Regions from separate parts of the Mus musculus genome. Here all the other regions are linked to region 1. Evidence: chromatin loops called from intact Hi-C (ENCODE). Cell type or tissue: left cerebral cortex. All regions are shown on one strand. Links, peaks and the distances in the headings refer to the core of each region. The heading gives the core; the rest is flanking DNA. Region 1 holds the start of Gm39040 (a long non-coding RNA gene). Region 2 holds the start of Gm39041 (a long non-coding RNA gene). Region 3 overlaps Isg20 (interferon-stimulated protein).

The links. Hi-C counts contacts between places; a loop is a spot of excess contacts. Peaks named below come from ENCODE experiments on the same cell type or tissue, not always from the same donor. Only the 100,000 strongest peaks of a DNase experiment are listed, where the experiment ranks them.
Region 2: it touches region 1 in a loop (5-fold over the local background); 4 of 42 quality-filtered maps call a loop at or near these places.
Region 3: it touches region 1 in a loop (4-fold over the local background); 25 of 42 quality-filtered maps call a loop at or near these places.

What each region holds. Positions count from the first base shown.
Region 1 is chr7:79,240,480-79,251,166 of GRCm38, reverse strand. It overlaps Gm39040 (a long non-coding RNA gene), which reads left to right and starts at 3,595. Exons shown (of 3, transcript XR_882241.2): 1 at 3,595-4,764; 2 at 5,115-5,225; 3 at 6,381-7,344. In left cerebral cortex, for the core only: a CTCF peak has its summit at 4,689 (motif pointing left); a DNase peak (open chromatin) is centred at 4,685.
Region 2 is chr7:79,294,604-79,305,290 of GRCm38, reverse strand. Abhd2 (abhydrolase domain containing 2) reads right to left here. Exons shown (of 11, transcript NM_018811.6): 2 at 10,684-10,687; 3 at 8,084-8,283. The coding sequence starts at 8,277. Gm39041 (a long non-coding RNA gene) reads right to left here and starts at 6,341. Exons shown (of 2, transcript XR_882244.1): 1 at 6,311-6,341; 2 at 2,891-6,246. In left cerebral cortex, for the core only: no CTCF peak of the experiment used is centred there; a DNase peak (open chromatin) is centred at 4,414; H3K27ac peaks cover 6,154 bases.
Region 3 is chr7:78,919,759-78,930,445 of GRCm38, reverse strand. Isg20 (interferon-stimulated protein) reads right to left here. Exons shown (of 4, transcript NM_020583.5): 4 at 10,050-10,400. The coding sequence ends at 10,284. Among named protein-coding and RNA genes, the nearest start is that of Isg20, 11 kb to the right of the region's middle. In left cerebral cortex, for the core only: a CTCF peak has its summit at 5,961 (motif pointing left); DNase peaks (open chromatin) are centred at 4,556 and 5,964.

The DNA of each region.
Region 1 (10,687 bases), core at 1,683-9,682:
ACTTAGGAAGCAGAGGTAGGTGGATTTCTGAGTTCGAGGCCAGCCTGGTCTACAAAGTGAGTTCCAGGACAGCCAGGGCTATACAGAGAAACCCTGTCTCGAAAAACAAAAACAAAAACAAAACAACAACAAAAAAGCCCATGCCAAGACTCCCCCCAACCTTATCCGCAGTGCACATTCCTTCTAAAAGCCCAAAGACCCTCCATATTCCTGAATAGACCCTAAGGCTTCACATACCCCCCCCCCCCCGCATGTGCTTCTGCTCTGACCTCAGGACTCCAGCCAGCCATGTTTAGCTTTGATGCTTAAAAGGCTCCTGTCTTTCCATTTGTAGGTGGTCCTCTAGAACGCATGCTTTAAAAATGTCCCCTAGGGGACTTGGGATGTACATCAGCTGATAGAGTGCTTGCCCAGCGTGGACAGTGCTCCGAGTTCATTGCATATAACTGGGCATGATGGAGCATACACGTAACACTATGGTTCAGGAGGAGGGTCAGAAATTCAAGGTCATCCTGGGCCAGCTTGAGATATGTGAGACCCTGCCTCAAGCAAGTAAAAACCTGCCCCTGGTTCTGACTCTGGTGGTATCTGATCATGGCGCCCATAACCTCTGCTTGTCAACACCAAAAGTTCTCTTGCTTCTAGTCAGGGTGGATTTGGCCTGACAACTATTGGGACGTAGAGCTGAATCTTGTAGTGACTGCTGTTCTGTCTTGCAGTCTTGCTGGACAGACACTTGTCGATCTCAACCCTGTCACCTCTGAATGTCTGACTTCATTATTTTACCTCTAGGACTCTCTTCCTGGGATGTCTCCTCAACCAATGGGGAAAAAACTTATGAAGAATTATTAATTGCATCGTTTAAATTCGAAGGGCAACAGAGGCCATCTAGAGTCCCAAAGCATATGTCCACTCAGACAGACTGAAGTCTATACATACTGTGGGTAGGATCGAGTTAGGGCATGTTAGTGTTTTGGTGGTGCTGGGGGATGACACAATCTCAGGCACTGCTAAGCAAGTGTTCTAAACTCCTGAGCTACATTCCCAACCCTTGAAGTTTTATTAAAAATACTCTTGGTCAAAATGTATATCCAATGTGATATCACTTGAAACAGTAGAGGACATAGGCAGAGAGATGTGTACTAAATTCTAAGTCTGCGTCCGGGTTGTGAGATGAGAGAGAGTCTTCCTGCTTCATCTTTGTCTGCACTTTTCAAATGCTCCATCGTGAGTGTAAATCTGGAAGACAGAAAATTAAAAGACTACACACACACACACACACACACACACACACACACACACCCTAGAGAAAACACTGGATTGAGAGACTCAACTGTGGGCCCTGATTAACCACAAGGCTTTCACACCCACTGAGGTGTCTTCCGGAAACCCAGCTACTCTGTCTTGGTCATGGTGTGAGAAGCCTATGCCTGCTGGTGTAGAGAGTGACTTGCCATCTGCTTTCTGACACCCCTGTTCTCCCTACTGTACAGGCAATGTTGCACAAGCCTTTTGTATTGGGGAGTTAGGGTTCAGAAAGGGCTTTGGGTGGCTCAAAGGGAGTAGATGGAAGACCATTCTTTCTTCCTTTTCTTTTGAGACAGTCTCACTATGTAACCCTGAGGGCCTAGAACTCACTGTGAAGACAAGACTGGCCCCAAATTCACAGAGATCTGCCTGGTCTGATCTCCCCCGTTGCTAGGATGAAAGGCACACACCACTGTGCCTGTCGAGACAAGCTCTTCAGTAAGAAGCTGCTATCTGAACCTAGGTCCTTTATGGTATGGAAAAGACTGTGTGAATGCCTAATTGAGTTGAGAGCTAATTGGCAAGGCATAGGCAGGTGTGCAGAGCTCATGAAGGATGCTGGTGCTTGAGGGCACCAGCTGACCTAAGATAGGGACAGGGAAAGCAGGTTTGCTTACAATACAGTTTTTTTTTTTGTAATCCAGGCTGGCCTTGAACTCACTATATAGCTGAACTCTTGATCCACGTTCACCTTCAAAGTGCTGGAATTCCGGATGCACACTATCACGTCTCCCCTGTCTCGGAGGGAAGTTTGCCTCTGGCTTGAGGCCCAAAGCAGAGAACAGACACATCTTCATCTGGAGCCTGCAGCTTCCCCATCCCTGAGTGGAGAACTTCCCCTGTGGTAGGCTTGGCTCCTGGCCTAGCACTCACTGTCTCTGAATGGCTCTTGCCACCATGGTACCATTTTGTGGCATCAACTAGCAGGTTTCTTTTTTTTTTTTTTTTTTTTTTTTATTTTATTTTATTTTTTTTTATTCATTTATTATATGTAAGTACACTATAGCTGTCCTCAGACACTCCAGAAGAGGGCGTCAGATCTCGTTACGGATGGTTGTGAGCCACCATGTGGTTGCTGGGATTTGAACTCCTGACCTTCGGAAGAGCAGTCGGGTGCTCTTACCCACTGAGCCATCTCACCAGCCCCCAACTAGCAGGTTTCTTAAGCCCATTTATTGTGAGAGTTCAATTCTCCATTTTTTAAAAAGATGAGATTTTTAAAAATATCTATTTATGTATATGAGTTTGTGTCTGTATGAACACCTGCATGCCAGAAGGAGGGATCAGATCGCATTAAAGATGGTTGTGAGCCATTATGTGGGAGGGATTTGAACTCAGGACAAGCAGTCAATGCTCATAACCACTGAACCATCTCTCCATCTCCAACTCGCTAACATTACTCGTTCCCCTTACTTTCATCTAATTCTGTCTCCTCAACATGGTGACCATAAAGTCTTGGCTCTTTCCTAACTTGTGAGTTTTGGCTGCCTGATCCATTCCATGACTTTTGATCCGATTTCTTGGCTAAGAGATTGGAACAGACAGTATTTTGTATGTGTCTTCCAGGGGCACAGACAATAGTCAATTTGGTTTTCTTCCAGGTCTGGGGTGACAGGTGGCCAGGGCTCAGCCAGCTTGTCTAAAGTTCAAGGATGGCTGTTTTGAGGATGTTGGGTGAATACCATGTGGTTGGTCTGGGTGGGGAGGCCACCCTACTTCCTGACTGCCTTGGCACGTGGACACTGGTGAAACTAAAGAGGTGTGGCTGAAGGCAGAAGAGAGGGGCCACATGGACGGGAAGCAGGAGGAGAGATACTGGAGAGGAAAGAAAACTTCCATTTGTTTTTTTTTTCAAGTTCCTTACCACCTCCCCGGAGCACAAGCACAGTCCGTCGGTCGCTTGGAGGCTACCCAAGTGTCCCAGCACTAGCCTTCCCTCATGAATTTTTCATTTCAGGCAAAGAGCTCTTATCTCTCACTGGGGCTGCTTCAGGAGCCTGCCTTCCCATCAGCTGGAGACGGAGCAGATGAAGGCTTGCATTAAGGCCAAAATTATCTGTCCCCTGAGAGAGAAATGACACTCTATGCCCTTAAAGGACACCTCTGCCCACATTTTACTGTGGACCTCTGCAGACCGTAAGGCTGCTGGGTTTTAGGACATTTTGTTGAGGACTGAGAGAGAAAAAGGCTTCCAGAGCAGCTGTGGTCTTGGCCAATGCATTGGCTCTTGTCTGGTGCCAATTACTGGATGTGAAGGGGGCTCCAAAGCAGGAAGGGGGAGGGGGAGTGATGAGGAGGTGTGGCCTCTCACCACACAGAATCCCAGGAGTTCAGGTGTCTAGGGGAAATTCTGAGGGGTGGGTGCCTCCTCTCCCTGACCCCATCCCCAAGCTAGAGTGAGTGAGGCCCCCAGATGACTTTGTGGGAGGGGATATGCTGCACTCACTTGAAAGCCAGATTCAGAACTTCTGCCTCAGTGACAGGTCCTTTCTGGGCCTACAAAGACATCTCCCCTGGGCCTATCTTCCCAAGATGGACCTGGATCTGGACCTGGGTCCAAGGGGTGATTATTTTGGGAGGTAAAGGGTACTGTTGGAGGAAGCCTGGATGTTCAGGTGTGAGTATCCTTGTGTTATTTGGGGTTCCTTATAGTCTGGGACAAGTAGAGTAGGATAGGGATGGGAGAGGAAGGATCAGTGATATGGATCTCCAAGAAGACTGAAAAATCGAAAAACCAAACCAAACCAACCAAACAGAAACTCATTTGGAACTAGGTCTCAACATTCTCTCTCTCTCTCTCTCTCTCTCTCTCTCTCTCTCTCTCTCTCTCTCTCTCTCTCTCTCTCTGTGTGTGTTGAGGGGGGGGAGAGGTTATATCCAGTGTCTCACTCTGTACAGCCCATGCTGATCTGAAACTCATGACCATCCTGCCTTAACACCACAGATATGTCACCACACTGAGCTCAGCATAGTTGGTCGCGGGAGTATGCATGTCATAATGGAAGGATGGGCTCTCTTCACCTAGCAGCCGATTGTCTTAATTGATAACAAACACCTGTAGACACGGAATCCTTGAGTCTTTATTTGCGTTTTTGTTCATGGCTTGACCATTGTCCTAGTAGCACTTGGAAGTGAGGGAGCCCATGATGTGGGATTCCTGGTGGATAGGAGAGAGGACCGAGAACCGCAGGGAACAACTCGGGACGGATAAACAACGTTTTAAATTTATGGTGCCTTCAGAATATACTACTGTTGTTGATTTTATTGTTGTTTTTTTCACTCCGCTTTTAGGATAGTCTACTGGGAAACTTCCCTCTGTTTTCCCAGCAGAGCAGCAGGGAGGTTGGAGAGTGAGCAGCGCCACCCTGAGGCCAGGGAGGCAATGGCGTCAGGAACGGAAGCCTGCCGCTTAGGTCGAGCAGCTGCGCGATCACATGGCCCCGGCTACATTTAGAGGTCTATTTTTTAGTCTTCATGCAAAAAATATATTTTCGTTACAGATGCTTCTAAACAAAATGTCAGCTGCTAGCTAACGGCGATGACCAATCCCCAGAGCCCCTTCAGAGTCCGGCCCCCAACTTCCCAGCAGCCCCAAGGGTAACCAGCCTCCATCCCGACCCACTCCTGTCCCTCTCAATAATTTAGAGATGGGAATTAACTCTGAGCAGCTAAGGAGAACTGACCTGAGGAGTGTGGGGGGTGAGGGTGGGGGCGGAGGGGACAGCTCTAGGGTAGAACTGACTTTATTGTTATTTTACTTTTAACTAATAAATAATTAATTAGAGACAGGGTCTCATGTACTCCAGGTTGGCCTCAAAGTTGCTGTGTGGATGAAGATGAACTTGGACTCCTGATCCTCTTTCCTCTACTTCCCAAGTGCTGATGTAATGGATTCTGTCACCATGCTTACCTTACATGTAATGTTATTTTAAATTGTATCTCTTACATATAGGATTTATAGAGTTGAAAAAATTTAATGTCTACTTTCTTTATTTCCTGGCATTGTCCACATGTTATTAATTCTGGTGGATGGGAAGATTGTTCTCACTCCCATTTTACAGACAAGGAAACTGAGGCCTAGGAAGGAAAATAACTTACTCTGGGTCACTCAGCAGTAAGGCACACTGGTGGACTCATAGCTCTGTTCAGTCTTGGGAGATGGGGGACATTAAGTATTCAAGTTCCTGCCAAAGTCTGTTTTATTTTGTTTTGTTTTTTGAGACAGGGTTTCTCTGTATAGCCCTGGCTGTCCTGGAACTCGCTCTGTAGACCAGGCTGGCCTCGAACTCAAGATCTACCTGCTTCTGCCTCCCAAAGTGCTGGGACTATAAGCCTGTCAGAAGAGGGTGTCAGATCTTGAAGCGGAGTGCTGGGAAGCAGCCTGGGGTCCTCTGGAAGAGCAGCCAGTGCTCTTAATCACTGAACTGTATGACCAACCTCTTGCTATTATTAATAGGATCCCAATAGACATTCTAAAAATAAGTTATCAGAAACCAGTGCTTTCCTTTTGTGAGCTGAATTCCTAAAAGCAGGATTGGTAGGTTGAACAGTAGGTGTATTAGCCCTGGGCAGAAACTGCCAGCCACAGAGTGACTGAGCACACCCCACACTAATGGAACTCTCAATACAAATAATGGCGATGTTCAAAAATAGTGTGGAACGATGTTTATCGGAAGCTGTTCAGAAAAGAGACGTGTTCTAAAACAGCAGAAATGCTTTTGCTTTTTAAATAAAAATGTCTATGTAGAATAAAAGACAGATGGGGTGACCATCCGGATGTTAGCAGTGGCTGTTTCAGATTGAGGGGGTTACAGGTGACCTATTTCCCCTGGATTTTATCATATCTATTCTCTCTCTCTCCCCCCAGGTGTGTGTGTGTGTGTGTGTGTGTGTGTGTGTGTGTGTGTGTGTGATATGCATGCATTCGGAGGTGAGCTTTCCCCCATGGGTCTCTGTGGGTCTCAGGGATTGGCCTCAGACAGCCATGCTTGCCTGACACACCTTTTCACCCACTGTGTCATCTCACTGTCCCGACTTTATTTTCATGTTTGCCTCATCTGTATTTTCTACAGGGTCATACACGGCTCATGTTCAAGTGTTAGGTTCTCTGGGGCTGCGTAAATGGACAACTGCTCAGACGTGTCACCTGTCAGGGATGGGGCAAGGATGCCAGGCATCAGGGAGTCTGGAGTCTAAGTCAAAAGAATGGTCTGTGGAGCATTGGGATGAACAGCAGACCCTTCAAAGACAGTGGGGACGGGCTGGCTCTAACAGGGCCCCAGCGTATCTGCACGCATTCCTTCTCTTGCTGCGGCAAGCCTTTGTGCATTCTCCTGGCCGCTCACACTGTGCCCATGTGTCCGGGTAGCGCCTTCCTTGTCTGATCCTCTTTGCTTCTGACTCTGCCGATAACCTGTAAACCCTTCTTTGAGAGTCTCGAACTCTCTTCATCTCCTTCCCAACTCTGATCAAACAAACAAACAAACAAACACTGGACACCCACTCTCAGGAGCAGCTGTTGTGCAGAACTAGAATATCAGATGATGTCAGTGACGACTGGCCAGCCTGCAGAGGGCTACCATTGACTCTGGTGAAGATCCCTGTCGCAGTCTGCCATGACCAGGGGTTTGGGACTCTGCTACCTGCCAGTCAGTACCTTCATGACTTTGCTGTCAGCCGTCAGACAGCCCTGTAGACAGGGTAGCTTCAACAAAAGCTCTCTAAGGGCTCATGGTTCTGGAGGCCAGCAGTCTTAGCATCAAAAGGGTTGATCCTTTTTAGAGATGTGAAACACCCTCACCCCGGCCCCCAGCTCTGGCTGGTTTGCTGGTTCTGCAGAGCTCCTTGGATTATAGAAGCATCATCCCCAGACCTCGCCTCTGCCCGCTACTTCCCATGGCCACCTTCCAGTGTATGCATCCAAAGTCCCCCTTTCGCTGCAGACACTAGGCATAATGGATCAAAGGATTAGGAGACATTTACATCAAACACTACTGCTCCAGCCACTGTGAAATCCTGAGACCTGTCTGCCTGCTGATTTGGTAATGACTGAGAACTTATCACCATCTTCTGCAAGCTGAATACTCAACTGTGTAATTGCAAGTGTGTGTGTGTGTCTCAGTGGACAGCTATTTTTATTATTATTAAATACAATGGAAACCAGCCTTATGATTTCTCAGACTTGTGTGGGACGCCATTCAGGAAGATGTCAGCCCGTGGCATCGCAGACCCACATGGAGTCATGTTCTAGTGTTCTCAGCTCTCTCTCATCTTGGAGGTAGGTTGTGGCCATGAGTAGTTTGACTGAAGGATGCTGGGTAAATCTGTTTCCATCCTCTGGTCTGAGAGATCGGCCTCCATGTATGGCCTTGCTCCCAAGGGAACCCGAATTCCAAATTCCTAGCAACTGATTTGCACATAACTTTCCGTCCAGACTTTCATGGCCACTGGAATGTGTTCTCTCACAGCTGGGTCTTAAGATGCTTTCCCACGGTCCTGGTCCTTGCAGTGCTCCTTGCCCTGGCCTCTGCTGCATTCCCAGTCTTTACCTGCTGTGGCTTCTACTCTGAGGACAGGAGTCCTCCATCTTTCTTGTGACAAAATAATCTTCCAAGGTGGTGACAAGGTGACCAAGGTTTAATTGACAAAAGCAATTTAAGGAAGGAAGGCAGACTTGTTTTGACTCCCAATTTGAAAGTATCAGGGTTGTCATCTTGGTGGTGCAGGTGTACGCGGGGTGCATGTGTGAGGTGCCTGGTCACAGCGTGTCCTCAGCCGGGAAGCAGAGAGATGGGGCAGGTGCACTGCTCACTTTCTCTATGGAATGCTGCCTCCTACACTTCAGTGGGCCTTCTGCCTCACTTAACCCAACCTACAGACTGCCCCACAGACAGGCCCAGGGGTTTGTCCTCTGGCCACGATCCTCAGTCTTGTCTGTTTGTCAGCAAAATTAACCATTAAGTTCTCTCCCTGCCTCCTGAGGCCCTGGGGTGCTTGGGGCTGGATTACAGGGCCTGTCATGCTTTAGTTGGGTTTCAGAAAATTGTGTAGTGACATTTTCAACTTCTTATAGGAATATACAGGCACTGTCCTCGTGTTCAGGAAGAACACGAAGTACATGTAGCATTTATGAACCACCTACTATGTGCCAGTCTCTGAAGCAGTGTTTTCTCACATATGCTTTAGAAATGTGTCCCCTAGCACCCACACCAGGACCTGGCACACAGTAGTTGTCCCTCAGCCTCCTGGCCATTTGTATTCTCCCAAGCTCCTGAACCTATGCTTGTTACTGAAGGTGGTTTTTGTCTTTCTCCGGGGCTCAGGGAACTGGGCAGGTGACAGGATTATTAGCCTCACAGAGTAGTCATCTGGCATCTGAAAGAAAGCCAGCCTTCTCCTCAGCACCTCTCACCTAACAGATGGGACTTAGTGAGTTTGCTGACTCCCCTGCTCCAACATGGAAGGGAACAGATTGGATCCCCAGCACGCACCGTGTGAGAACATGAGCGGCCGGTAAGATGTCCCCACCCACAAATTCAGGTGTCATGGGGGAATGGCTTTGTTCTTACAAACCAGCTCATCTGCAAGACTAGGGGACATTAACCCCAATGCCTGGGGGTGTGTTCTGTGGGCCTCCCCTTCCAGCCCCGTGCTTGTACTCTGGTTGTTGAATCTTGTCAGTGCCAGGCTGTTTTATCTTGACCCACATGTTCACACGGCTCCTGCGGAGAATCCGTAATCCCTGCCCCACAGTGCCCCTCCCAAAGCCTCTGCAAGTTCCAGTGAAGGGCCCCACCCTGACCCAGCCTGTCTGCTGCCATCTGTCTTCCCACCAAGTCATATGTGTGACTCTTGGAGACCCTGAGGGAGCTAGGCCATGTCTGTTCTAGGACTCATAGCCTCTCCGTGCTCCCAGCTCCAGAGGAGTGTGTGGACACTCTGCTCAGGATCTGCTCTACTCTAATTCCCTGTGTATGCTCAGGAAGCTCTCACCAACTCGAGACCATGAGCCATACCTAAGGAAACATAACCCAGGAACATGGCTAACATTCTGTGGGCAACTCTTACCTTCTTCACAGTCACAGCCCTGCTCAAAGACAGCGAGCACCGGGCCCCACTTCCAGTCTGGAGGAATAGAAAAGAGAAAAATGCCAGGAGGAGGGAAACTCATAAATGAACATCAAAATATTTAGCTGTGTGGACGTCCCTCACAGGCTGCCTTCAATCCCGGCTCCTCTGCCAACTGCAAACTCACCTGATCAGGGTCCCAGGAAGAGCTAGGCCAGGGTGGGCTGCCACCTTCTGAGGGACTCCATGCTGACCATTGTGCCATCTGTCCTCTCGATGGTCATGCTCTTGTTCTTCCTGTTCATGCAATGGAGCTCAAAGTGACCAGAGGACTGTGCACCCAGGGGGTTCTCAGTGATGGCTGTAGACTTAAGTTCTTGGTGATAGTGCTGTATAGCAGGGTTTCGCTGGCAGGAGAGGAGCACCAGGAAGTCTTTAGGAAGGAGGTGGCATTGGGTGCTAAGGTTTAGATCGGTGAGTGGCAGGAGAGGTAGGCAGCAAAGAGGGTACAGTCAAGAGCTGAGCTCCAAAGGCAGAAACTGCTTGTCACTTCTATTGTTTTATCTAGTGCTGGGGGTGGAACCTGGGGCCGGTGTGTGAGAGACATGCATGCTACCACTGAGCTGCATTCACGGTCCCTGCAGCTTTTCAGGTTCAAGCCTAAGTGTTGCCTTAGTGCTGATGTCTGAGGAAGCCGTGTAAATAGAGGACTGAAGTACCATGGAAGAGGCAGCCTGACGTCCTCAGTACCAGAGTGGTCGGGTAGACCCAGAAGCCATAATGGCAGGGCACACCTCCTGCTCGTTGTTCTGTTTAGCACAGGCAGGTCCCTCGGCAGGTCCCAGCCTCTCTGACCTCCTCAGCTGCAGCATGGAAATGATAGTGTCCGAGTGGGCTTCACGTGGCGAGACTGAGCTAATATGTGTGGACAGGAACCTGGAAGGAGCCTGGCTGCAGAAGAAGCTGGGAGGGAGAATGTCAAGGGCACAAAAGGCACATAGAATAAAAAAGTGGAGGCAGATGACAGAGGTAAGAAGCCAGCACTCAGTACTCATCTCTTGTGGACTTACTCCCGTTAGCTCTGTTCCCAACAGGGTACCAATGGGGTATTAGAAAGAAGATGCCCCCACCACTGTTCTGTTCTTCAGCTCATCTGTTCTCCTGTTCCCTCCCTCCCTCCCTCTCTCTCTCCCCTCCTGTTCCTCTCTCTCCCCTCTCCCCTCTCCCCTCTCCCCTCTCCCCTCTCCCCTCTCCCCTCTCCCCTCTCCCCTCTCCCCTCTCCCCTCTCCCCTCTCCCCTCTCCCCTCTCCCC
Region 2 (10,687 bases), core at 1,178-9,177, 55 kb before region 1:
ACAAAGCTTTAGTGTTCAGTAGAGGATGGAAGGATCTAAATCTGATCTGGAATGTGGGTGAACAAGATGGAACTAAGTGGAACTTAAGCCCGAGTTAATGAAATTCTTTTCAGCTTTAACTCCCTATAAATGAGCTGTGCTGGTTGCAGAACTTTACTTAGGAGTGGCTAGACCAGGGTTTGCTGACTGGCATAGGGGCAGCTGGCTGGCATAAGGATGGCAGGCTAGCCCTGGCTTTGTCTTATAAAACACAGTCAGGAGGAAAAGTGCAAGGGTGTGGGGTTTCTATATGAAGTCCTCCATTCTTTTGATAGAGAAAAGAACTTCATGTACTCTGCCAGAGACATCTGAATCAGTGTGGGGGTTTCTGGTAAGGTACTTCCAATTATTTAAAAGTTCCATGGCACACTAGGGCAAAAGTGCCTTTATCTTCATTATTTCTAGCAAACACTGTAAATACAGAACGCAGAGCCAGGGTTTTGTTTGTAGTGGGTGAAAGGAAAGTGGAAATGACAACACAGGAAGGGGTTGGGGGTGGAGGGATGCTGAGTGGCAAGGAACACCTGCTGCTCTTCCAGAGGACCCTGTCCAGTTCCCAGCGTCCTCTCTGGCTCTCAAACAAGTGTAACTTCAGCTCTAAGAGCTCTGATGCCCTCTTTTAGCCTCCATTGGGTACCTGTACACAACTACCATACCATCACGTAGACACATGTAGACACACGTAGACACACACACACACACACACACACACGGAGGGAGGGAGGGAGGGAGCGAGGGAGGGAGGGTGGAGGGAGGGAGAGAGGAGAGATAAAATCTCCAATAAGAATCAATATTGTTTGAGAGAAAAATGAAAAGCAGTTATTCTCTGCCGTATCAGGAATTCTTATGAAGTGAGTGAGCCAGGTGTGTGGGAGGAGGGGAGGAGCCACAGTCCAAGACCCGATGAAATCAATTTTCAAAAATGCCTCTAGAAAATTTCTATGTTACATCTTTAATGACTTAAGAGTCCCCCCCCCCACCTCCTACCCCAGCCAACAGCTAAGTCCAAAGAAGGAGATCCTCTAGTGTTTTAGAGCCAGCCACCAGAGACCATGGCAAGGGACTAAAACCACAGGTTAACTCCGGTTGAGACTGATTCAGTGGGAGCCTGGCTGCTCTGGGTCTGCGCCCTGGCGAGGGAGAACAAGGGGGCAAGGGGAGAAACCAGGGCTGACTCAAGGTGATCTCCTGAAGAGCCACCAGGTGTCGGCCGTTCGCTTGTGACTGTGTAAGGCGACTTCCCCAAAGCAGTGTTCCAAGAGGACACGGGGGTGGGGGGGTGGGGGTGGGGGCCCACAGGATGGTCAACTGTTGTTTTTGGCATAGTGTTGGAATGGGTGTGAACCTTGTGTCAAGTGTCAGGCATTTCTCAAACCCAAACAGTAACACTCAGGTCTAGGTGACACAGGTAACAACAGGTGGCAGGAGAAAGCTATTCTATTTCTGTCTCTGAGGAAGCCATAGACATGGCTAGGGGTCTGTCATACTGCCTTCCCTCACTGGATCTGAAAGGGGAACCTAACTGTCTCTCACATCCAGTGAAGATAGCAGCTCTTCTGCAGGCGTGTCTGTTAGTCCGGCACGCTCCCCCTAAATCCCTTCATCTTTAGCTAGAACATGGCTGGCACAGACATGCCCAGCCGGCTAGTGAGTGAAAAGGCACAGCCCGGCTTCCCATGGGGAAATGTACACACTGTAACAATAAGTGCCACCTGCTGCCTGGGTTCACTTTCCAACCTGCACCTGCCAGCAGAGACCAGCCAGGGCCCCAGGGGGAGGCTGGGAACAATTATGCCCTGACTAATTTAAGACCAGGAAAAAAAAATCATTTAACAAAACACACCTTCTTCCAGAGACAGGTCAGGGCCCTCTTGACAAACAGCTCTGTCAGTACTAAAGGGACAACTGACCCCCCAGGTGCTGCTGAACCAACTGGAGCTGGGGCAGTTTCTTGGTTTCTCTTGGCTAACACAGATAGCATTTGCCAAAATCTGAACCTCTTTCACCTACGTTTGCTTATGGAAAACTAAGAAACAGAATGAACCAGACTTAAGGCTGAGAAACCCCAGGAGCCCTGTGCTGTCTTGTCAGGCATGTGGCACTCTATCTGGGGTATGGGACATGTCCTCCAGCAGGGAGATGGAGGCAACGCGATTCTCGTGAAAGCAGATTCTCATGAGAGGCAGCCACTGGAAACAGAAGTTGTCTGTTGGAGACGGGAGAAGGACTCACTCTGACTAAAAGGGAGTGGGTAAGATAAGAAAGGGTTTTCTTGGAATCTGATGCAGCTTATGATTTTTTTATAAGAGTTATTTTGATTTATTTAGTGATTTAGCTATATAAGAGAGGTGGCTCAGCAGAGAAAGGGCCTGCCAAGCAAGCCTAAGGACTTGAGTTTGGATCCCCAACATCCACATAAAAGCCAAGCCATGGGGCGGCCATAACTCATGGGGGTGGGGGTGTGGCAAGGGACAAGGACAAGGACAAGGACAAGGACAAGGACAAGTGGATTCTAGCGATCACTAGCCAAGCAACTCAGCTGAACTGATAAAACTCCAGGTTCAGCAGACACCCTGTCTCAAAACATAAAGGTGGGGAGTGGCCAAGGGAGACACTGGATATTGACATTTGGCCTCCACATGCACATAAAAGCAGGAGTATTTGCACTCGCACGCACACACACACACACACACACACACACCCCAAGAAAGGGTACTTTGGTGGAAAACAAGAGAGATCTGGAGTAGCCAGAGGACAACAGTCCTGGGGGCAGGCCCTTCCTGGACTATGAGAGAGTGTTGTGAGAGACGAGGATGGACGAGTACGTGTCGACTTGAGGAAGCCAACCCAAGTACAATTATGACAACTGGGTGGGTCGGAGGCAGAGAGGCAGTGTGGGACACTCCCGGGGAAGCTGAAGGGAGTGGTAGTTAGACAGCTGAGCTGTAGGCTTAAGGTCTGTGGATTTTATTATATGCAAATGATTACCCCTAAAGTAGTAAAAAGAGAGACAGTGCCTGCTTGTTCTACAGCAGGGGTCAGAGAGGACAGACAGACAGGTGAAGTCTCCCTATCTCCCTGCTTAGCTTCTTTCCTTGTGCTATATTCTCCCCCGCCCACTAAGGAGCTTTTATAACAAAATCTTAAACTGCATCAGAGTCTAAGAAGCCGTCCCCAGCTTACCTATTCCCCTTAGACACAATGAGCCCTCCTCACATCTCCAGTGTATAACTTCTTTCATTTGTTTGTTTTTCCAAACAGGGTTTCTCTGTATAGCCCTGGCTGTCCTGGAACTCACTCTGTAGACCAGGCTGGCCTCGAACTCAGAAATCTGCCTGCCTCTCAGTGTATAACTTCTATTTCCATCCCCCTGGGAACTGTGAGCAGGGATGCCAGGACCATAGGAGGTTCATGCTAAAGACCGAGAAAGGAGGTCTGCCAGGCCCACTGGAATAGAAGGAAGTACACCCAGAGGAGCCATGCTGTCTGGGTTCCCTGGACCCAGGCTTGAACCCTAGTTTACATTTCTCTACATCCGTGTAATCTGAGCACTTGGAAGGATGACGCCAGATAGTGAACAAGTGGACAGCTTGGGGTGCACGGCAGGTTCAAGGCTGAACTGCTAGTATCAGACCCAGCTCATAAACCAAGGATTTAACTCAATGACAGACAAGAAAAACCCACAAGCCAGGGCACAGGTAACAGCATGGCAGAGCTGGGTTAAAGCAAGTTACCATTTGGGGCCAGGATGTACTCAGCTCAGCGGCAGAGGACTTGCCTAGCACATAAAAGGCCTTTGGGTCAATTCCCTGCAATACACACACACAGACACACACACAAAGAGAGAGAGAGAGAAAGAGAGAACAAAGAGATATACCATCCTGATTTAGTTGAAGGCAAATATATACAGAAGACCCCAGAGATGCCCACTCAAACAGCAATTAGATTAGAAGAAGAATTACGGGTGGTTTTTTGTGTGCTTTGTTTTCTGATTTTTTTTTATTCTGAAGAAAATGGAGATCTATATCACCCTTCAGAGTCTTCTCATTGCTCCTCATCGAGCTTCGGTCTGCTTGATTCACTAAAAGCAAACACTTCTGGAATTGCTAGGTAAATATTGACAGGTTGCTAAGTGAATAGGAGGTGCATCATCCCCGCTAGCAGCCCTCCTCCAAACATCACAGGATTGTCTGTGATGTATCTTTGCGTCAATTATTTAAATCAGACTTAAAAGCTGACTCAACGCCAAGAGGTGAACAAACAAACCCTCTCCACTCTTTCCTTTGAATGTTCCCCTTTCATCTGCTTCTTTCCTATCTGAGAGAGAGGCTCTGTCTGGATTTGCATGCCAGCTGTAAGCAGCCGCCTGAGCTGGGCTCCTGGGCGATGCCGGCATTCACTGTGAACCAGCTACTTGAACCTTCCAACAGAGGTGACTGTTTGTGGAGCCCGGAGGCGGCTTCCTCCTAGGAGAAGAACTTCAAAGTCCCATGAGAAGTTTTTTATCCACACTAGCCATTTCCTACCCTCCCTCAACTTCAAACACAAGTGAAGCCACTCCGGAAATGTGTCTCAGAGAAGCATGGTGGCTTCTACCAGAGAGTTTAGAAACTGGCAAGCAGGAACTGAAGGCTACCTAGTGGGGAACCCTGCTAACAACCCTTCCGTGGGACAGCCTCGCTCTTCTGCACGCTTCCCTGTATCCTGAGAGCACTCCTTGTCCACTTCTCTCCAGGGACAAGAAGGGGACCCACTCTCGACTCTGTTAGACTGGCTTAGTGTCAAGCACAGTTTCACAATCCTTAAAAATGACAGGAAAAAAATGAGTTTGGCTTCCAAGTTATTGAGAGGATCTGATGGCAGGACATATCTGAGGGGTGCTGAGTGTCACACACGGACAAAACTATGTGAGAACAGTTTGCTACAAATGACACGACCAGACTCTAACCAGAAGGAAGACAATGGGTAAAAAAAACAAAAAAACAAAAACACAAAAACACAAATCTAAGAGGAACAGGATCCCTTGGTTCCAAATGATTTGTCATGTTCAAGTTAGAAGGAGCTTGTGTGTTCAGAATTCCTGTAACTGAGAAAAAGGACCTGGCAGTAGATGTTCCTGGAGGTCTTTCATGCCTACCTTTTCAAGCCAAGGCTAACTCCTAAACAGTCAGCCCTCCTTTAACCTAGGCATCCTGCACCGTCCCAACGCAGGCTGTGCTGGAAGAAAGCCTGGGCGTTGGTCAGTGAAAGGGGACTCTGTGCTGCTGCCACAGGGTCAGGCTGATGCCTGGTAAGGATGGACCAGGGCCGTTCTACCACGCCAGGAGTCAGTCACCTCAATAGCAGTCTTGAGGTCACCACCACAGGCTCATGCAGGAATAGGAGTCACGAAATGAAGAAAGCCAAGGGAGACTGAAGGACTTCAAGTGCTTGGTTAATTTTAAAAGAAAAATCAGATAAGGAGGTAAGAGCTGCCGGAAGCAGCTGTATTTACGCCATGCACAAACAGGACAGACTCAATCCTTGATAGTATCTTTCTGGAGCCTGAACAAAGGCAAGGAGAGCTCCCATGGCTCCTCCCTCTAATCCTGCTGTCCCCAACCTGTGGGCACGTCCCCTTTGGTAAACCTCCATCTCTGAAAATATTTACACTACAATTTGTAACAGTCGCAAATCACAGTTATGAAGTACAAATGAAATAATTTTATGGTTGGGTTGGGGGGTCACCACAACATGAGGACCTGTATCAAACGGGTCACGGCATTGGGAAGGTTGAACCATGGGTCTAACTCCTCAGGAATCAATGCTGAGTACAAACACTCATGTTTGTACACAGATACATTTACACGGTTGTTGGATTGTTTGTTTGTTAAAACACTTTGGTGCTATGGTTTTGAAAGGGAACAGAGCCCCTCACCCAGACTCATTTATTTAAACAGGCAGTAGTGCTGTTCTGGCTGGGTGTGGAACCTTTTGGACATGAGGTCTGGATGGCAGATCCAGGGCCGCTGGGGTTTGAGGCCTGGCTCTGGCTTCCTGACTGCAGACACCAGGCACCTCACACTACTGCTCCAGCCTCAGGATGTTCCCACCCCAAGGCCTCCCTCACCGGGATGGACTGAATCCTCTCAACAGTGGGGCCAAGCAAAACCTCCCTCCCCTAAGCTCCTGTCAGTCAGGTATTGGTGACGAGAAAATTAACCTCACCTCTCCTCTCCTCTCCCCTCCCCTCCCCTCCCCTCCCCTTCCCTCCCCTCCCTTTCTCCCTCACCCCTCAAGACAGAGTTTCTCTGTGTAGCCCTGACTGTCCTGGAACTTGCTCTGGAGATCAGGCTGGCCTCAGAGATCAAAGGTGTGGCCCATTACCTCTCAGCATAAATTTGGTTTTCAAAAGCTCTCTACAAATGAAGAGGACTGAGGAACTGAGTCTGAAAGTAAGTAGAAAAGTCACCAGCTAGTCTAAATTAGTGAGTTATTCAAATGAAACATAGGAGAAAGAGTCAAAGTACAAAGTGAAATGCTGGACAATTTTCAAAAACACAGTTACTGTGCATTCCCTTGACAGAGTACACTTTAACTGCAAATACCGTATTATAAGATCACCACATCCTTAGAGACGGTACCTGGTGTGTGGAGCCTACTGTGATGGACAGGGTAGTTTTAAACACAAATATGATGACATTTATGTTGAACACACCTTCCCACGAGGATTAAGCAACATCCCTCTAGATCTAAAGCCATGGATGGCATCATAGCCACAGCTATAAGACACTGTGCTGGACCACACCAAACATCCAAGGGCCACGGGGAAGGTCCTCTGCCCTGGCTACTGGCCTCTGAAAATCAACCAAACGACCAGCATGCACAAAACACACACTTGACTCTCAGACCCCTCTATGCCCTGTCTGCTCTAGAAGAAGATCATTTGCTTTTCTGCTCTTCCCACCAAGTGTTAGAGACTTGCTAGACATATGCTAAGGAGACACAGTTTGAGGACACCTCTCTGAACAGCCATAGCCATTGAGGCTCAGTGGGGTGAATGGAGCAAGCTATGAGACACACAAATGGATATGGGGAGTTGATCAACTAAAAAGAGGGTGTGGAGTGCTTCAAGCCTGCAAGCTTGGTTGAACCCCAAAGGAGGACCCAGTTAACCTGAGTCGGTGGGACATTTAACACTGCCTGTCTTGGAGGCAGGCTGTGAGTCCCGATAGATCTCCCTACATCTTCTGCTTTCCTCTCTCAGAGGGCTGCAACCCACCTCCAAAATGCAGGTGTGGCCCACAGAGATCAGAGGGGGCACCCCCTTCAAGTGTGTTCCTTTGGTTAGTGCTCTAGACACTTTTTAGTGTCCAGGGGATATAGAGGACCCCATGACAAGGTCTTTGTGGTTCTCAGTGATAACCGCATCCCCAGATGAGGATGGCTTCTCTGTCCTCAGAGTGGCAAGAGTTAAAATATCCCAATTGGAGGAGATCAATTAAAACAATCTTTTTTTCTTCCTTCCAGGAGGTACCTGAATGGTGCTATCAGTCAAAAATTGGGCCAAGGATAGACCAAATTCAACCACTAAGCTAAATTTTAAAATTTAAAAATTACAATACAGGAAATACATACATATATCTAATTTCTCGCAAACTGTCCTAGGTTTTGTATCTACCTAAAAATGTCTACTCTTTTCTGCAAAGTCCTTGTCATGGATGATAATGATGATGACATCATGCTGTGAGGGACTGAATGTTTCCAAGCAACATAGATATGATTGTCTTCCACCACTCATTATTCAAACATTAGCAAGCTACCAAGACTCTTTTAAGCACCATTGTGGCCATTTCTCATCTATGCCTTACAGATACTATATGAGATCCATTTTGTTCATTTGTTTGCTTGCTTGTTTTGTATTTTGCAGTGCTGAGACTAGAACCATGGACAACAAGCGAGTCCTCACCCACTCAGCGGCAGCCTTAGGCAGCTCAGCCTTCTCTGAGCACCACACAAAGCCATGTCAAACAGCGAGTGGGGACAGGCAGGACAGTGAACTCACTCTTTGGTCAGAAGAGGACAGGATTTGAGCAGGAAACGTGAGAGCCCGGAGTCCTGGAAGTAGAGGTCAGGAGGGGCAGTAGGGCTCTTCAGGTTCAAACACCGCACGATGACGTAGAGAACGGCAGCTACGGCAGCCAGCTTCACCCCATCAAACACGGCGGGGAGCTCGGGGGTCTCTAGCATGGCATTCATCTTGATCTAGAAAACAAAGGCACAGGGTTCACAAACAAAGCCAGGACACGGAGGGTGGAGCCCATCTCATGGCAGAGGCATGACCCACTCTGGATATGTTTCACACATACCCACAGGGCGCTTGCGTGCTCCACAGACCCCCCCATCATCGCCCAACGGCACCAATGCCCAGCCAGTACCCATCACCAGGAAAACAGTTCTAAAGTGCCGACTAAGAAGGGTACTGTGTTCTTCCCGTAATCTCATGAGCAGTTCAGAACAAACAGGAAAACGTACAGTAGTAGAGTCTTTTTGAGAGTGGGGAGAAGCAGGGCGAGTTAGGGAGGCCTGGGGTAGTGATCTGCTGTTTCTGAACAAGCCACTTAAATCCCCGGAGACTTTAACAGCACCTGGAGGTACCAGGTGTGTTAAGTGTTGTTTCCAGCTTTGAAGAGCAACATGGGACCGTGGGCCCACATCTCTATTTTCAGAGTGGGTCAAGAGAAAGCCTCCTTGGCCACACACATCCATTTGCTCCACGGAGTCCACGGCTCTGGAGCTCTAGTTCAGCCTTGGCTCAAGTCATGGTAGTCCTGGCTCCTGAGGCTTTCAAGCCATGTGAAGTGGAGCCAATCAATTAAAACAACCCTTTTCCTTCCTTCCAGAAGGTTCCTGAATGCAGCTATCGGTCAAAAATCGGGCCAAGGACAGACCAAATTCAACCACTAGACCAAAATTTAAAAATTACAATACAGAAAATACATGCATACATCTAACTTCCCGCAAACTGTCTTTTTTTTTTTTTTGGTTTTTTTTTTAATTAGGTATTTTCCTCGTTTACATTTTCAATGCTATCCCAAAGGTCCCCCATACCCACCCCCCCAATCCCCTACCCACCCACTCCCCCTTTTTGGCCCTGACGTTCCCCTGTACTGGGGCATATAAAGTTTGCAAGTCCAATGGGCCTCTCTTTGCAGTGATGGCTGACTAGGCCATCTTTTGATACATATGCAGCTAAAGACAAGAGCTCCCGGGTACTGGTTAGTTCATATTGTTGTTCCACCTATAGGGTTGCAGTTCCCTCCGCAAACTGTCTTAATACTTCACTTTTGAAGGTAAGCACTCTCTTGTATACAAAGCATACACACACCATTTCAGACACATAAAACCAAACATCAACAACACCATCTAGTATTTTCCTAACATCAGCTGTGGCCTTAAGAATTAGGCTAACCAGCCAGGCATGGTCATACACCTGGATCGGGAGTTCAAGGCCAGCCTGAGCCATATGACATCCTGTCTCACAATGAAATGGGGGGAAGGTTAGCACAAAACTAACAAAAAGAGAAAATGCAATTCTCATAGCTCCGGTAACTATGGTAACTGCTTTCTCTGGAATGATTTCAACTAGCCGCTGCTAAAAACAGTTACGAGAACCCTGGCAGCCAATGATGGAGACGAACCGGGCAGGGTGAAAAAAAATCTCCAAAATGTGTATAATAGACTGAAGGCTCCGGACACCTAAAGAAACTCCAGAGGGGCCTTGGAGACTCCTCTAAGGTGACACAGACACAGGACCAAAAACGTTTTGGGAAATCTCTGGCAAGATCTCCAGTCTGGTGAGAAACAGATCAAAGGCCACAGCCTCTTACACAGCGTTCTGTAAACTTCCCAGAGGGCTGGCAAGATGGTTCAGTGAGTAAAGGCGCTTGCTGCCAAGCCTAATGACCTGAGTTTGATTCCCAGAACCCGCATGGAAAGAGGAAAATGACCGTCACCAGCAAGTTGGCCCCTGACTTCCACACATGCGCTGTGCCATGAACACAGCCACACATAAAAGAAATGCTTTTTAAAAAGCTTTAAAAGTTAAGGTTGCCCTCCACTACATAGCCACACTCAAGGCCAGCTGGGAACACATGAATCCCTTAATAATAAAATAATAATAATAAATTTAAAAGACAACATCTCTGACCTAATTTTGGGTTTCTTTTGGTTTTGCTGCTGCTGGTGGTAGTGTTTCTGAGACAGGGTTTCTCTGTGTAGCCCTGGCTGTCCTGGAACTCACTCTGTAGACCAGGCTGGTCTTAAACTCAGAAATCCACCTGCCTCTGTCTCCCGAGGGCTGGGATTAATGGTGTGCATCACCATGACCATCCCTGAAACCGTGGCTTGAAAGAAAAGCAGAAGTGAACAATCTACAGGAGATCCCACAGCGTCCCTGACTTCCGTGCTGGTGAAATGGAAGTAACCTTTACATGTCTCTCTGTCCTTGTGGGAGCGAGAACAGAGGCCGGCCATGCTGGTTCTCCCAGTCTCCTTGCTGCTCAAGTCTAGCAACTCATCGAAAGCTCCTTCCCACACAGGCATTGTTTGCTGTAACACATGGGAGGTGAAACAAAGGCGAGAGCGAGTCTCTGAAGTACATACCTAT
Region 3 (10,687 bases), core at 1,301-9,300, 320 kb after region 1:
CACATCGTCACCCATGCTCTGTCCCATCTTCTACACTCTTGTCCTGAACTTCAGTTGCCCACTCACAATGGCATGGCTTCTCAGTTGCTGTATAAAAACTGCAACTGAGGGCCAGCGAGATGGCACAGCAGGACAGGTCCTTGCAGCCAAGCTTGAGGTCCTATGTCCCATTACCCAGGATGCCATGTGGTAGAACCACCCCCCACGACTCTACCTCTACATACGTGTTCCCACACATATATGCCCACATAAACAAACAAATGAATGTAACGAACATCTTAATATATATTTGAGATGCACAGAAATAAGGCTTGTGCCTGAGAAATAAGATATTATTAGTGTTTAAAATGCCCTCGTGAAACTCCATAACTCTATTCAAACATCTGCCATTACAGCATGCTAGATTTTATTTTTCTATAAAGTTAATATCTGAACAGTTCTTAAAAGAAATTAAACAATATAACAAATCTTATCGTAGCGAACAGTGGCCCTTGGCCCAGCTCTCATCATCCACAGTAACAGCACAGCTATCCAATGGTGAGAATTCTCAGTGTACATAGCTCTTGCTTCTGGTGGTTACCTCTACTTTCTAAATAGCACCCACATGTTGATTATTTCCTCTGTGGAATATCCCTGATGTGAAATGTGAAGGTAATGGTGCACATGTGTACACTCTCCCCAACCTCCCAAAATAGTTACATTATTTGGGGGTAAGGGCCATTAATCAATATTCAATTTTTGTGGTATTATTGCATGTAAATACTACTATTTTTGTTCCTTGTTTTGAATTGTCTCGTTTTTTAACTGGGTTTTCAATGTGCGTATAATTAATGCAACTCCAAGCAACCAATTCTCTTCTCTTAGAATGATTCCCTCTCTGGTTAACAAGCTCCAGGCCTCCAGACAGCTCTCCTGCACTTTGTGCTGGCTTCTCTGGCCTCCACACATACAGCTTGTATCTGGAGGCAGCCCCGTCCCTTTCTCCTGGGAACATCTTTCACCTGTCTCTCACACAGCGACATTTTTCATTTTCCTTCTTCATTTGTGTGACAATAGCTTCTTTAAAAAGGAATCTGAAAAATAAGTATTTGGAAGTACAGGATTTTTTTTTTATTGGTTAGCCTGATACTCAATATAAGGCATAGGCTTGCCTTGAACTCAGAGCCATTCTCCTGCCTTAGCCTCTGAAATGCTGGGATTATAGGCATGAACCATGTCTTTGTTAGAGTTACTATTGGTGTGATAAAACACCATGACCAAAAAGCAAGTTGTGGAGGAAAAGGTTTATTTGGCTTACACTTCCATATTCATCACGGAAGGGAGTCAGAACAGAAACCTGGAGGCAGGAGCAGATAGATGCAGAGGCCATGGAGAGGTGCTGCTCCCTGGCTCACTTCCCCTGACTTGCTCAGCCTGCTTTCCTATAGAACCAGGACCACCAGCCCAGGGACAGCAGCACCCACAATGAGCTGGGCCCTCCCATAGCAATCACTAATTAAGAAATGTCTTACAGCTAGATTTTACAGAGGCATTTTCTCAGTTAAGGTTTCCTTCTTTAAGATAACTCTAGCTGTGTCAAGTTGACATAAAACCAGCAAGCACAAACCATCCCAGGTTTCTTAAAATATATGCCTTTATCCTGACTTCCTATGTTGTGGCAGGTTAGGACTGCAGGCTGGAAACACTACTTCAGGATCACAAGACATTATACTCTTCAAGTTTCTGGTCCTGAGACATCTGACACCCTTTAGATACCTAGTCCATGGGGTACACCCTGATATTCCTCTCTGAAGGCTCTCGAGTCCTTTTTTTCAATCCACAGCAATCTAACTCCCACACTGGTGTGACATAGTGTAACCTTTTTCCCCCGCCATCTTACTGAGCACTTCTCAAGCCCTGTGTCTAATCTTGGTGAACTGTCCCCAGTTCCGGGAATTTTTCTTCCTTTCTATGAATGAGAAAGTTCCTGGGAAGGACGTCATGTTACACTGAAGCTTCCTTAGAGGTAAGGAAATTCCATCTTGACCCGCTGTGGAGAGATTGAGATGCCAAGGTTGAAGGTCCAGAGCCTAATTGCAATTTAACTTGGACTGTCTAGCTCCCTTAGAAGGCATTATTGCCCACATCTGGAGGAGACCTGACATCTTTGTGAGCATTAGGTAAAAATTGGCATGTATAAACAGACCACAAGATTTCATCGTTCAGAGGCCCATGAATGTGCCTGCCTGATGTCTTCAAAGTTCTTGATGGCTTCCTTTGTTTCGTTGCTATAAAAATGTCAAGAAACTGCCAGCACATTAGAGAATGGACCTTGGTGTAACCTGCATCTGTGTTCCCAAGGCCGTGGCCATTCATATTTGGCTCTAGAATAAACTACCTCTTATCCCCTTGGAGGCAAGAAAAGAGTTGTGTTCTTGTGTTGTCTTCATTTTCTCTCAGATACTGAATTCCTGGCTGGGTCCTTTAACTTTCTCATTTGAGTGCCGTCTCTTTGTCTCTCTGTTTCTCTCTGTGTCTCAGTTAATCTTCTGTAATATTTAAATGACTTGATATCTTTTGGTACCAAATTTAAAGCTTATGCTACATCTTTAATTGTGAAGAATGTTTTTATTCCTAATATATTCTTTTTAAAACACTTATTTGGGGGAGTAAAAAAACCTCTTGATTTCTGAGTATAATGAGTTATAGTTTCATTTTTTCTCTCCTTTTCTCTTTGAGTTTCCTTCCCATATCTATCTGTTCTTTATCTATTCTTCCCTTCTGTCTGTCTGCTATGGGCCTCTCCCATCCTTTGCTGGCCACTCACATTGAAGACCGATGCAGTAGAAGAATGTTTGAGCGTCCTTCATGTTGTAGTGGCCTTGACTCTGGCCTCCCTGAGCCAGGGAACAGAACCACAGCTGGGTACTGGGCAGTGTTTTAGCTGCTTTGCCACTGCTGTGGGGCACAGGCAGAGGTTAGCCTTATCTGGGCTAACGACTTCCCCAGTCTCAGTCCATGACTGCTTGGCCCTGTCACTCAGAGCCTGAGATGGTACAGAGGATGATGCTGGGGACTGTGTGGCCCAACAGCAGAGCTTACTTCATGGTGGCTGAAAAGGAGTGAGACAGAAGAAAGGGGTCAAGATCTCAATGTCTCCTTCAAGGGCATGGACCTAGCTAGTGAGCTAACTTCCTCCATTAGACCCCATCTCCTAACGTTTCCACCCCCTCCCAGTAGCATCACAGGCTGGGGACCAAACATTCAATAAGGAGCCTTTGGGGAGAACTTAAGATTCCAAACTACAACAGGGGTCCCACTCAGCAATATGTGTAGATCATTGCCGTTGGCCTGGCTTCCTCGGAGAAATCCTTCAGTCTCACAGCAGGGACAAGAGATGGCAGACACATTCTGTGGGTATAGCATGGAGAATCAATCCTACAGTTAAGAGAGGGCTCCCTTCTCAGAATGCTTACACTTCACATTACCCCAGGACTTAGGCCCTGACAACTACAAAACTAATCTCATTTTGGGAGCTATGACATTTCGGGGCATTTCAGTAAATGGAACCACACAGTCTCTACCTGCTGGGACTGATTCTGCACTTTGACATAATTCTCTAGAGAGTAACCCACATCGTGGAGCGATAGCTACATGCTATGGACACAGTATAGCTTAGCTAAACATTCACTCATCCATGAATACCCAGGTTGCCTGCTAGAAACACTGGGTTCAGACTTTTGGTGTGAGCATGCACTTTTGTTTTCCTAAGATAAAAACTCATGTGTGAGATCACAGGAGCATTCTAACCAGATATTAAGGAGCAAGTGGCACAGGCAGTGACCGTGACTGTGACCATGACCGTCTCAGAGGACCAGCTGATGCCGTCGGGTGGCGCTCCATCCCTGCAGCAGCTAGTCTCCCACTCAGAAAACCTTGTTGCATGTTTGTTCAGAGCCTCCCTCCTGAGTGTGTCGGTGGAAGCCAGCATGTACAAGGCTGTCTCTGACCCTCATGTGAGCACTCAGAGGACGTCCCTCTCATCTGCCAGCTTCAGCTTCAGAGCCAGAGAGGAGACAGATTCTGTTCAGAGTCACCGGGCCAAGAAACAAAGCCGCCAAATCCAGACTGTGTGCGCGATGCCTGGCAGATTCTGCCCTTCGCTCTGCCGCATCCTGAGCCAGACTTACAGGGTTTCAGAGGCACGCCAGTCTGTACTGAACAATTCCAGCCATTCCATGTCCCATGCAGGAAAGATGCTAACTCCATAGAAAGAATGCTTATTTTAAATCTGCCCTCATTCAGGACTCCCACTCCACCCCAGATCTACAAGACATAGATTGGGGATCAGACAAGCAGACCTGTTCCAAGCCCCAGAGCAAAGACTGAATCTAGCTTCAGATATAGAGACTGGGGCAGCAGAAGGGGCTGGGACCTCCCGCCTGCAGTCCTGGGTTTAGACTTTGTTCCTGAGGCCTCCCTGGAGCAGAGGCCTCCAGGTTCTGCCACGAAACACATGTGGCTTGAAAGGAAAGCGCTGGGGCTGGGCCAGGGCCTTGCCTTTCCCTCCAGCTTTCTCATCCCACAGCAGGAAAAGCATATGTTCTTTCCATATAGAGGAGAAATTGTTCCGAGGGTGAGTAAGTCCCTTGTCCATGAAGCTGGCACAGCCCACAGACCACTGGGCAGGAAGCTGGGCAGCACTGGCTCCCACTCTTGGAAGCCGGACCAGGCCGAGTTGGCTGACACCCTCCAAGAGGGCGGGATGGTGCAGGGATGCTGGACTGTGGTGCCTAGGTCATTGACATTTTCAGGGCAGGGACCTGGGGGTGCTGAAGGTTCTTAGGTGGATGAGCGAGCAGGGAGTGCTTTTCCCATTCAGCTGCTGGGCTGGAGGAGCAAAGAAGCAGGGGTTTGCCAGAGGCAGGCAACCTGCAGTCTGGGTCTGAGTCAGAGGTGACTCAGGTGTGTGTTCAGCCAGGCAGGGTCATTTCTAGCTTGTTATTTCCAATACCTCCCCAAGTTTTCCTCTGTGCTTCAGGGTTAGGTGGCAGCCGGTGACTCATCCTTGATGCCAACTATCCTTCCACCAGCCCTAGATATGCAGGGGACACTTCTCCTTCCTGGCTGAGAGGGGTCCAAATTGTTACCCGATTTACCCCATTGATTAAAGAACTTAATATGTGTGGGGTCAGAGGAAGGTGGGCAAAGTGGGTTTGGTGTATGATGGGACGTTGGTCAGGGGGTCAGAGTAAAAACATTTAGAAGATTGTGAGACACAGTTTAGAAAGTCAAGGACTTGGGGCAGAAGAATGAGACAGAAAATCATCTGGAGATGAGACTTGTCACTGGGTCCTGAGCATAAGTGGTAAGGGACCATCCCTACTATATAACCTAGGGGTCCACCTGTCATCAGGCCCCTCCAGTCCCAGGATAGACAGCGCCAGGTGAATGGAGGCCAGAGCCAGCTGGCAGGCAGAGTGCAGCTTTAGATAGACCAGAGGCAGCCCTGACGCTGTTCCCATTGGCCAGTCTCGGGACATTCCCATCCGGGCCCTCAGAGCGGGTGCTGACTCGGATCCTCCTCCTTCCCCAGGCTTGTCCAGAGAGTCCCCTCAGGACAGCTGGGAATAAGGAGCTGGCCCCTTGCAAGATGCAGGCTTTCCCGTGGGTTTAGTACCCCTGGTAACAAGCTAGGCTTCAGGGCATCCAAGCATCTCAGCCTGAGGCAGGAAATTTAGTCAGAGCAGTCCTTTAAGAATCTAGGTTTGTCCTGCCATTCAAACGAATTTGAAGCCACTGAAAGAATGGCGGGCTTTGAGTTGGAGGGCTTGGAGCCATCTTGGACCTGGGCCAGCTCTCAGCCCCTTTCTGAAACTAAGACTAGCAGTCCCTGACCAGCACCCAAGCTTTTTTAAAGTTTTCCCCACCACTGGACTTCCAACCTTCAGGGCAGCCTTATTAGGCTGATGGTTCATGACTGCCACCTAGTGGTTATCGACTGCCAGATGGGGTAGATGAATCCGTCGATTTTGGAAGTTCATAGGAAACAATAGAGCAGTAAGCATGGGGGTGAGGAGCGCACCCAGAGAATATAAACTGCACTCTCCAATCCTGGGAGGAAGTCCCCAAGTTCCCTGAGCTCAGGATCACAGATGGCAGGCACTGCCACAGTCAAACACCTCAGGTTTGGGGTGAGGTGGGACCAGACGTGAATCCCTCAGACCCTAACTTTATCTGTTGAACTGTGTTTTGTGTTGTGTTGAGACAGGGTATTGTTAAGGCCTAGGTAACTTTTACCTGTCTGACCTGCCATTTGTGCTGTTACTCATGGCACAAGGAAACGTTCTGCTGTGCTGTTACTCGGAAACTTTCTCATGCTCTGCTTGTTTGCAGATTCTGTTCTGTTCTTTGGTGTTCCTGGAAACCAAATCGCAACAGAAGTCAGCTAGAACGGCTTTGTATAGTTAGCCACAATGATCTTGGACCTGAACCAACCACCAGGCAGCACTTCCTGTACCCATGTATAAACCTTTATGGCTTCTTGTCTTTATAAGCTGCCTCTGGGACGACGGACCCCAGCATAAGAGAGACATCAGCACCAATATAAGAAACTTCCAGTTAGAGTAGGAGTCAAATAAAGTTTAAATTCCCAAGGCCTCCCTGGGAACTGACATCCTACTTGGCAGAAAGAGACCTCTATGTGGGTAACTGGCATCCTGGTTGGTGAGTTAAGATATGAATGTTAGGCAAGGCAGGTCCCCTGCCACAGTTGAATACCCCAAGTGACAACAGGATACGTGTACAACAAAGTTGTGTTCCTAAGGAAATCCCCTGTCACCAAATCCTGATTGGTGGAATAACTTGGCGCAGATATTTGTGGATTTCAAGTCTTAAAAGATCTGTAGGATCCTGGCTCATGGTTGCAGCCAGCTCCTGAGTCTGGTCTGTGCCCTTGATCGATCAGTCCTGGAGTGAACGTTCAGTAAAGGATCCCTGACTGACTGAGACTGGTGTTCATGTGGTTTGTGAGCGACTCCTGGACCCCAACAGGTATGAAGTGGGCTAAGCTAACTTCAAATCTGCTGTGTAGCCAATGGTGACTTTGAACTTCTGAGCTTTCTGCCTCAGCCTCCTGTGTGCCGAGATTCCTGATATACAGTACCATGCCTGGTTTATGCGGTCCTGGGGATCAATGCCAGGGCCTTGCTCATGCCAAATTCACAAACTAGCCATATCCTCAGTACTCCTCCCACGAGCCCCTCATCTTCGAACCAAGACTACTTAGGATCCAACCTGTAGGGCCTCAGACCTCCTTCTGCATGGGTACTCCAGGCAGAAGAGGCCAGAAAGGTGACCAAGCTTCCTGGGTTGAGGCCGGCTGTCAACTGTAACTGCGTATTGCACTTGCCTGTCACTCAAGCAGTCCTTTTCAAAGCCAGGACCCTTTGGGATGGAAATGCCAAGCGTGGGTAAGGAGGTCTCTGCCCATTAGAGTCAAAGGCAGCTTACTGTTCTCACCCATGTGTTCCACTGCAGATCTACTAATCCAGGACCCGACTCCTGTAGTCGGGTCACATGGGGTGTCTGTTTTGTTTTGTTTTGTTTTCAAGCTCTATGTGTGAGCCTGGTCCTCTGCAGTGTGAAGCCATGAGGTGCTTTCTGAGGGACCCTGGGACTTGAGTACAGAGTGCTCACACTCAGTATGCAGTCGGTACTGAGCGTCCCCAGTAGCTTCCCGTTCTGCTGGTCTGGGTTGGAGCCTCTGTTAGGTAGTTAGATATTAACAGGCTTGGAAAGCTTAGGCGCTGGAGCCTGCCTCATAGTCTGCAGCCTATAAAACAAAGGACAGGGACTTCTGGGTATCGGTGGTCACATGGTTGGGACCCCCTTGGACAGCCTAACTATTTGAAATGGCTCCACGGAGTCCTGAAGTTCATGAAAAGGGGAGCCTTCTAGTAAGGAAGGAAAAACCACATTATTCCAGACACACACCACTGAGCCTCCTCCTGGAAATCAGAGCAAGCTGCTCCAAAGAGAAACACCATGGACTGGAACAGAGGCCTCAAAGGAATGCCAGGGCTTTGTTCTTGGGATTGTAGAAGTGACGCCAAGCCTGCCTGGTGTGTAAGTCCAGTCACTGGTCTCTTTGGCCATTGTCTGCCCCCACCCCCTTGATGGCACTTGCTTTGCAATAAATTCTGTCTTCTACCTGGCCCTTTGTGGTTCGTATTTGAATTCTTACCCTGGAAATCATGAGGGTTAGAGACGGGAGTCCAGGTGAAGATTCTGGCAACAACCCAAGAAATGCTGACAGTCACTGACACTTGGCATCTGCTTCCAAGAAGACATGGTGCTAGTAGTTGGGAGAGGGAGTGGAGGACAGGAAAGTTGGGTTGTTTGCTGTTGGTCACACGGCTACTAAGGGGCAACGCTGGCCTCCTGACCTAGTTCCCTCAGACTCCAGACTTTCTGCCTCTGCTTCAACACCAATCTCGCAATGAGGTGGGTGGACCCCAATGCAAGGAGCACGGGTAGCAGTGCCCCACCCTGTAAATGTAACAGGAACAGGGTGGTGGGGGCTTACGACTCCTGTTACTCAGATTCCAAAGTGGTCTCCTTGAATGGACAGGATTCAGGATGCTAAGGAAAGCCAGCGGCATAGGCTTACAGTCCCAGCTAGTAGCTAGAGTGAGGCAGAGGGACTGCAAGTTCAAGACCAACCTGGGCAATTTAGAAGTAAAAATTAAAAAAAAAAAAAGGAGGGTGAGGCGGGGGATGGGCGTAGCCAAGTGCTAGTACTTGAGACATAATGCATACAAGGCCCTGGGTTCAAGTCGAAGTACTGGGTGGGAAAAAGCAGGGAAGAAGGGAGGAAGGGACACAAGGTGGGGCAAGGCGGAGTGGTAGATTTAGGTATTTGTCATTACATGTGACCTGAGCTTGATCCTTGGGACCCATGTGGTAGAGGAGCAGAGAACTGACTCCCAAGGGAGGTGCTCTAAGCTCCATGCACGGACCATGGCATGGTATGGCAGGGAGGCAGGGGGGGGGGAGGGAGGGGGGGGGAGAGGGAAGGAGGGAGGGAGGGAGGGAGGGAGAAAAGGAAGTGGGTAAGGAGAGACAGGAGGAGGAGAAAGGGCAACCAGATAGAACGAGGAAGGGCTCCATACTGGCTAGGACGCATCATGAAGGAGGATATAAGGCTAACTGTTTTTCTAGTTCTAACTCCCCTATGGTTTTATGTTTTGGTGGTGGATGGTGCATAAAAAAAATATCACAGACGTATAAAATCTAACGTAAAGATAAGCAGCTTGGGCTGGTGAGATGGCTCAGTGGGTAAGAGCACCCGACTGCTCTTCCGAAGGTCCGGAGTTCAAATCCCAGCAACCACATGGTGGCTCACAACCATCCGTAATAAGATCTGACGCCCTCTTCTGGAGTGTCTGAAGACAGCTACAGTGTACTTACATATAATAAATAAATAAATAAATCTTAAAAAAAAAAAAAAAAAAGATAAGCAGCTTTTGTTCTAAGTGGCTACTCCAATTATACGCACATCCACTGAGGTCTTTGAATATGGTTAATTTGGGTGTGTTATTATTTTTTTGCAACTTTTTAAATAAAGTTTAAATTTAAAAAAAATTCATGGCAAAATGTGGGGGAGGGGGAGGGAGGGGGAGGGCTGGGGATGTGGCTCAATGGCAGAGCTCTTGCCTAGCATCCATGAAGCCCTAGGTTCAGTCTCCAGAAGTAGGACGACATCAGCAAACATCTCTGCACCTAGGCTGGCTGTGGTGATCCGCACCTGTCATGCCAGCACTAGGAGGCCGAGTCAGCACAGTCATGAGTTTGAGGTGGGCCTGGGCTCAAGAAGAGTCAGGAAAAGCACATCTTTCCTATTACTGCCATGCCCGGTGCCCTCTTCACAATGTATGAAATAAACCTGGGGAGGGGAGGGAAAGAGAAAAGGGAGAAAGGAAGAAATGAGGGTGGAGTGAGGGATGGGTGGAGGAAGAGGCACCTGCCCATTTCCTGGGCTAAAGACAAGAGGTCCTGGTGGTGGGCAGTTAGACAAAATCAAAGCCATTTATTACTAAAGTTTTTTTTTTTTTTTGGTTTTGCTGTTGTTGTTGTTGTTGTTGTTGTTGTTGTTTTTGCCTCAAAGCAAGAGAGTTGCTGTAATGGGGGAGTGTTCTTGGTTTTACACATTGCGGTGGTTGGTGGCAGTGGTTGTTAGAAACAGGTCTCATTCATGGAGAACTTGAGGAGTGGCAGCTTCTAACCCTGGATGAGGATGAAGTTCAGTCTGACGTCCCAGGGCAAGGCAGCCCTCGCTGGGCTCTGAGTCGCTGAGAGATTTTGTAGAGCTCCATTGTGGCCCTGGCATCTTCCACAGAGCAGTGGCCCCGCCAGTTGTTCTGCAGACACAGGGAGAGCAGGAGCTAAGGGGCTGCCTCCCCAGTCCTGGAGCTGGCCGCTCAGTCTGTCCACGTGTCCCTGAGGTCCCTGACTCGGGTTTGGGAGGGGTGTCAGCAGGTGACTAGAGCTGGACAGGGCAGAAATAACAGCGTGCGAGCGAGCAGAAGCAAGACTCTCCGGGAGCAGTGGGCAAGCGAGGCAGCTCGGAGGTAGAAAGGGCGTCAGCAAGCGGAGATCAGCAATCCTGACCATTCCGACATAGAGCAGAAGATGAAGGATGTCAGTG